2 separate regions of the Homo sapiens genome follow, and region 1 is linked to region 2. Evidence: chromatin contacts called from ENCODE Hi-C or POLR2A ChIA-PET data. All regions are on one chromosome and are shown on one strand. The core of a region is the stretch at or near the end of the contact, and the rest is flanking DNA. Distances in the headings are between cores, read along the strand shown. Region 1 holds the start of INAVA (innate immunity activator). Region 2 holds the start of KIF21B (kinesin family member 21B).

Evidence for each region. A loop is a pair of places that touch in the nucleus more often than their neighbours do. ChIA-PET counts read pairs that join two places held with the same protein, here RNA polymerase II (POLR2A). Pooled maps may share reads with other maps.
Region 1: a loop to region 2 is called in a map of GM12878, with 4 times the contacts of the local background. The contact joins the promoter of INAVA here to the promoter of KIF21B in region 2. A Hi-C loop is called at or near these places in 8 of 168 maps with a recorded cell type or tissue (B cell, CD4-positive, alpha-beta memory T cell, Caco-2 and 5 more), 36 of 37 single-sample maps with no recorded cell type and 15 of 50 pooled maps. POLR2A ChIA-PET finds 5 or more read pairs at or near these places in 13 of 52 experiments (B cell, CD4-positive, alpha-beta T cell, Caco-2 and 10 more).

What each region holds. Positions count from the first base shown.
Region 1 is chr1:200,893,607-200,897,038 of GRCh38, reverse strand. It overlaps INAVA (innate immunity activator), which reads right to left and starts at 2,139. Exons shown (of 10, transcript NM_001142569.3): 1 at 1,952-2,139. RefSeq lists enhancers at 712-1,222, 1,223-1,734, 1,735-2,245.
Region 2 is chr1:201,021,868-201,025,062 of GRCh38, reverse strand. KIF21B (kinesin family member 21B) reads left to right here and starts at 1,349. Exons shown (of 35, transcript NM_001252102.2): 1 at 1,349-1,720. The coding sequence starts at 1,680. LOC101929305 (a long non-coding RNA gene) reads right to left here and starts at 1,114. Exons shown (of 4, transcript NR_188464.1): 1 at 978-1,114. RefSeq lists silencers at 624-781, 1,133-1,492, 1,893-1,942 and an enhancer at 2,547-3,154.

The DNA of each region.
Region 1 (3,432 bases), core at 890-3,389, 130 kb after region 2:
CCTGGCAGCTGCTGGCTGCAGCAGGGGTGGGAGGGGTGGGCGGAGCCCATGCAGGTGGTTGGGTCTGGAAAGAGAGCTCAGCCACCTCCTCACTGAGTCAGCCCATTGAGCAAGAGTCCAAAAGTCCTTCCGAGTTTCTGTCTGGAGCCTATCCTGCCTCCTCAGAGCGCGGGGCCGCAGGGTGGGGGAGGTGAGCTCCACCCCTCCTCAGGCAGCCAACACGACAGAAAAGTCGGCCTTGGGAAAGCTGGTAACAAAGCAAGGCCAACAGGGAGAGGGGACTGCTGTCAGCCAGGTCCCTGGTGATACCTCTCCACCCATCAAGATGATAAGAGCAGGACGATCAAGAACTTTTATAGACCTACATAAACAACACAGCAACCACAGGCAGCAACAATCAAACACAAAGCCCTGAAAGCAACATGTACCTTGCACTTTGGAATTTCAATTATTCAAGGAAGTCTAGAGAATGCATGGGAGAATTATTTTTTTTAACTTTATGGGAGGCCTTTGCAAACATGCCAAAGTTCTGAAAGATTGGCCATATATTCTGGAACCCCACCCCGCAGGATACTTAGGATGACTATTAGCTCTGCACTGTCCATCTGTCCCAAACTCTATCCCTCGTAGAGATAAGAACAGGACAGAGGAGCAGGCAGCTCACCCCCACCCCTTCCCACCCACCCTAGCCATCCTCCCACCCTCCCCAGAAGCCAAGAGCAGGGTGCAGCCAGAGGTAGGAAGCAAGGTGGTCTCAGCTAGCATGCTGAGTGTGTCTGCTTTGCACAGAGGAGGAAGTAATGTGGGAGGGGAAGCCATTAATTAGTCACGCTTGCTAATTAATTATTAACCACTAAGTAGTTGCCTTGGAAAGTTGGGCCAACTCAGCCCCTGCTTCTCAGGGGCTCTGAGACTGTTGCAGAGGAGTGGGGACTTACAGGGACAGAGGGGTACCTTAGCACGCCTCCCGTCTCCGCCAGCTTCCCCTTCTCCCAGCTCAGCCCAGTCTCTGACTGCCAGCATCAAAGGGGAGGCACTGATCTTCCCAGTGGTCCCAGCCTGATGCTGGGTCCTCTCTGGGATGACTTGCTGCCCCAAGTAGAGCAAAGAGAACAGCGTCAGATGCCCAGAGCCCCTGGCTGTGGGCTCAAGGCTTGGTTCTGCTGCGGTCTGTACTACCTTGGGGAAGTCACCAGGCCTCCCGGGGCTTCCTTTCCTCCTGTGCACAATAAAGACTGCACAGTGTCTAAAGCCTTTCCAGGTCCCCGGTCTGAATCTCGACCTCTTGGTCAATGTCAGGCCAAGAAGGAAACCCGTACAGCCACATAGCGGACCCTCACATCTGCCTCTGCCGAGGCCGCCCTCCACAGCTGTAGGGAACCTGCCCCAGAGTCAACAGGTGAGAGCGAGGGCACCACCCCCACCCAGGAGGCTATGAGTCTTAAGTGTCTAAGGCATTGCTTTTAGATAAAGGCAGTTCAGGTAACATCCCCACCCCCTCCCTAACACAGGGATCCCTCCTGGGCCTCTTCAAGCTCCAGTACTGGGCCCTAAAAAGCAGCCCACCCGGCTGAACAATGTCCCCAGAAAAAGGCAGAGGAGACCAGAAGGGGCACAGAGGGAGGGAGGGAAACTCCAGAGCACCTTCCCTCAGGCCGGGCCATGGGGGATCCTCCTCTATCCCAAGTGTGTCCCCCAAAGCCAGGTCTCAGGCCTGCCTGTCCCAGCTCATCTCTGCTTGCTCTCCCTCTGGTGGAAACTAAGGCCTAGGCAACCACAAGAACAGGCTCCCGTCCAAGCCCACCAGCACCCCTCTGTCATCCCTACACACCAGACATAGGCTGGCGGGGGTGGGGGTCGGAGGGGGGTGATGGCCACTGCTTGGGCTCCTCCACTCCCAGGCCAGCCTGCTCTCAGCCCCAAAGACCCATTCCACCTCCCCCGCCCTCACCTGCTTCTGGGCTTTAGTCCAGGAGTTGAAAAACAGCCCCTGCTTCCAGTCAGGGGGCTCAGGGCCCTCACATGTCGCCTCAGGGTCTCCCAAGCCACAGGCCTGTGCTCTCTCTCCAGCTGACGGAGCTGCTGGCCGTCCGTCCGTCTCGGCTCACCTGCCTACCTTGCCGTCCCTCCCAGGCTGCCGGGCCAGGGGAACCAGGTTACTTGTTATGACTTGAGTCAGAGGGGAGGAGCAGGTGAGCAAGTCCTTCCCTGAACTAATCCCGTGCAACTGGTGCCAGCAGGCAGCTCCTGGGCCTCTGCACTTCCGGGGGGCAGGAGGGTAGCAGGGAAAAAGGGGCTCCCATGGAGGAATCCCCAAAGAAGACAACAACAAGAGTCATGTCTTCATGGCCTCAAGAGACCCTAGTACAACATTCTGAGCTGTGAGGTACCTGCGTGCCCTCCTGTCCTGACCCTGGCTCTCCCTGCCTTCCTTTGACCTCAGTTTCTCTTTCCAGAAATTGAGGCCTGTTAAGCACCCCGGAAGCAAGGTGAAATGTCCACTGTCCATGGAAAAAACAAGCAGGACATTTACAAACTGACAGGGATGGGTCACTGCTCTTCCCCACATATGGAAATGAAGACCAAGGCCTGGGTTTTATCTCTCCCGAGTGAGGATTTTAAAACCTCAGGCAAGGCAGCTGGAATTCCAATATGCAGAAGTTCTAGAATCCTAGAGAGAGAGGATCAGGCTGTTCTTTTTATCCCAGACATTGTCCCCCAAGGGTATCGAGGCCATCACTTCTCTGTTGATTATTTACATCCATCCCCCAGCAACGCATGTTCATGGGGCACTGACAGGCACTGACCTGAGCCCAAGTCCTGTTTCCTACTCCACAGGAGGTCCACTGTGACCCCAGACCCTAAGTCCACTCCCCAAATGCAAGGAGCCAGAGACCAAAATGGAACTTATTTCCTATAAAAAATAAGCCTCAAGATCTCCCATCCCACCGACCCCCAAGCAAATGGGAAACTGGAATCTAGCCTATTTCAAGGCGGAAGCAGAGCTAACGCTGACTGTTGCCTGGCCTGTCCCCAGCAGGCTGCACCCCTCAAGTCTTCATCTTACCACCTCCCTTTCCCCCCACTCTCTGATCTTCCCACCATTCCCCCGACCCAGATTCCAGTGCCTCAATACATGTCTGGATTGCTTCCCCTCCCCCAGCCCCTAAAAAGTCCTGTCCCCACTCCCTACCCCCAAGTGCAGGGATGACAGAGGAAGTTTGCTTTCACCAGGCATCTCCTGTGGAGCGGAACTCATGGGGCTGGAGTCCCCCAGCATCCCCCACTGCTCCGGTACACACACCCAGCACACCTTCACATTCCTGTACACACCCTTTTTCCAAACAATGCTAGCCCCAGAGTGCTCCAGGCTGACCACCTCATTTTCTGCCCAGGCTGAGGCTGAGGGGCCCTAAGAGGGGACAGTTCTTC
Region 2 (3,195 bases), core at 100-2,599:
AATTTGCCCTTGAAATTATCTTTGGTTTTGATTTGACCTTAATAGGTCAAGCCAAACAGGGATCTGAGCTACTGCATGAAGCAGTTATTGGCGGGGAGGGGGGTGTGAGTGGAGGAGGGAAGGGGAGGAAGATGGTACCAACAGATGCATCCTCAGACCCCAGTCCACACCCTTGCCAAAATCTCTGACATGGTTTCATCATCTGAGGGTAATGTAAGAGGCCTGGAGTCAGACTCCCCTTCCTCCCCTCCCCCAGAGATCCCCATCCACATCTGGGGCTGCAGCTGGGTCCTCCTCTTGGGCCCTTTCCAGGGGAGGGAGCTGGGTGAAGTGAGGGCAGCTGGTGAGGGGCCCTGTGAATGGCCCCAATGTTGGGAGGCAGGGGGCAGGGAAGAGGCGTCTGGGCTCAGAGGGAGGGAGATGGACTGGGAAGGGAATTGTGACTTTGCAGCACTGGTCTCCTCCTCCATCCAGGCCCAGCGTTAAAGTCTCCATGGTCCTCCTTGTCCTTTATACCCATTCCTGCAGGCAGCTGCCCTCCTTCCCTTCCCCACCCACTTCACCGCCCAGCCTCTCTACCCAGGTGCTCGGAACTGAGGGCCCCCTTTGTTCCCTCCTTTCCCCCAGGGCAGCTCAGGCCTCCCACACTGACCCTCTGGCCCCACAGCCACAACAAGCAGAGTGTGAGCCAGGCCCAGTGGGGTCATCTGTGGGTCATAAAGGTCAATGGGACAGTCGTCTAGCAGTAGGGAGGGGCTAGTCTTGGGCTAGGAGCCTGGCCAGGAATCAACTAAAACATGAGCTTTAAGATGCTGCAGGGTGGAGGTGGGGGAAATTTTAGTTAGGGGCTAGCAAGAACTCCCTTCGAGAAGGGTTGGCGAATTTACTGGAATAAATGCAGAAGGGAAGCTTTCCTGGCTCTTTTGAACTATAAACCGTCAATCGCTGTGGGATCCCCGGGAGACCAGGGTTCTTACCATGCTTACCCACGAACTCGCTCTGTAACCTTCGGTAGTTCCCCTCTTTGAATCTCAGTTTCTTCATTTATGAAATGAGGGTCCCATTGAAGCCGAGGTTCTGCTACTCCAGGAGCCGAGGTTCTAACGTGGTCTGCGTCCAGCGCCCCCACCCCTACTCCCACCCCTACCCCCACCCCCACCCTTCAATCCCGCCCCCTACCCCCAGCCACCCCGTGGCCGCGAGCCAAGAGGTCCCTTTAAAGGCGCGAGTCCCGCCCCCACTGCTCATTAGGGCTTTCGATTGGCGGCTCCTGGGCGGGGCGGGGCCCGGCCTGGGCTCGGGGCTGGCTCGGGGCGGGCTCGGGGCCGGATCGGCCCCCGCCCCCTTTGTTCGCGCTGCGGCGGGAGGTGGCTGCCGGGTGGGAGGTGTGTGCGCGTGTGCCGCGCCGTAGGGAGCGGCGGGTCGCGCCGCCGGCTGTCAGCTAGCTCCGCGCCGCCGCCCGATGGCGCGAGGAGGCGCGCGGGCCCAGCCCCGGGGGGCCGGCCGCGGGTGAGCCCCTCGGCCTGCCGCCCGCGAGCATGTCACCTCCAGCCGCCGCCGCCGCAGCCTCCGCCAGCCGCGCCCGCGCCCCCGCCTCCCGCAGCCGCAGCCGCTGCCTCGGGCATTGGCCCCCAGACCCCCGCCTCTGATCCACGCCCAGACCCTAGCTCCAGAGGGCCATGGCCGGCCAGGGGGACTGCTGCGTCAAGGTGGCCGTCAGGTAGGGACCCGGGGCGGGGAAGGGGGCGCGCGGAGAAGCCTCGGGCTTTGTCTCGCGTGGGCTTTGGGCGGGGGGCGCGAGCACCGCTTGGGCTGGAGCCTGCACTCCCGGAGGAGGGGCCGGCGTGGGACGGGATGGAGGGCGCCGCGCGCTGGCCAGTCTGCCGCAGGGGAGCGGCGACCCCGCCGACTACTGGAAGGTGGCTTTGTTTGGGTGGTAATTTTGGGCCCCTCTTGGGAGCCCTTAATGATCAGAAAATCGAATAAACAAGGAAATCCGGTATTTCACACCCAGCTCTGGCCCAGGCCGGAGCGTCTGTGCGTTTCCTCTTCGCCTCCCCACGAGGCTGCTGTCTCATACGGGGATACCAGAGAGGGAAATTTCCCCTCATCCATGCGAGTCAGCTAGTTATGTGCTCTTGGTCCAGCTAGCAAAGGCAGCACACCCACCCTGGGAGCCAGATCTGCAGACAAAGATCGGGTGCGGGGACCAACGGAAAAGCTGGGATGATGCCTTGGCCTTCTGTGGGAAGTCAATGGCTTTGGGGGAGAATCCTACCAGTCCTGTCCCAAGAGGAGATGGGCCTAGGAAGGGAGGAAGAGGTGTATCTGAGGTGCTTCTCTCTGAGAGGGCAGGAGGGTGTGATGCAGATGCCCCATCCTCAGGCACTCAGATAAAATTGAGCAGGGGAGGGTTGCCTAGACTTATCTGGGGTTCCATTCTCAACAGCTCCGGGACTTGAGCCGGCAGAAATGAGACAGGGAGAGGACATGGCTGGGTGGGTTCTATTGGGAGGGGTACACAAAGGTGCAGGAGCAGGAAATGCTGTGAAATTGAGCCATCTGTGTTCTTTGTGCTGGGTGGAGATGCTTCACACCTCACCACTTCTCCCAGTTTTTGCTTTGGGTTTTTCTCTTTGAGAGGGGTGTCTTGGCGGCAGAGTGCCAATCTGGAGCTGCTCACCAAGGTAGGGATGTGGCAAGAACATCTATCTCTGCCCCAGCCCTGTATGATGGAGGGGGCGGGGGATTGTCCAGGTCTAGGGTAGGTCTCTCAGGTCTCTAGATCCCTTGGGTCATATGTGACCCAGATTCCAGGGGTCCTAGGAGGTTGCTCCTAGACAGAGTCAGAGATGGCAATGAAAAAGCTTTCTTCTTCCTGCCCCAGGGCAGATGCCCCTTGCCACGGCCACCTGGCCAGGCCTCTGCAGCCCAAAGAGGAGCTGACACTGATCAGTGCTTGGGTGAAGGGAAGGAGATTGAGGCACCCCCACCCATGCACCCTAGGCAGCACTCAAGAATCACTTGAGCACAGCTTTCCTGGCCCTGAGCAGCCAGAGACAAAGAGGAGCCCTGCAGGTGCCTGGTGGGCTGACTGGGGCGGGGCCAGGCTGCTGCTGGGGCTGACATTGCAGCAGGATCTTGTGGAGGTCGAGGGAGGGGTGCATGGCTGGGGGGTGGGAGTGAGAAATGTAA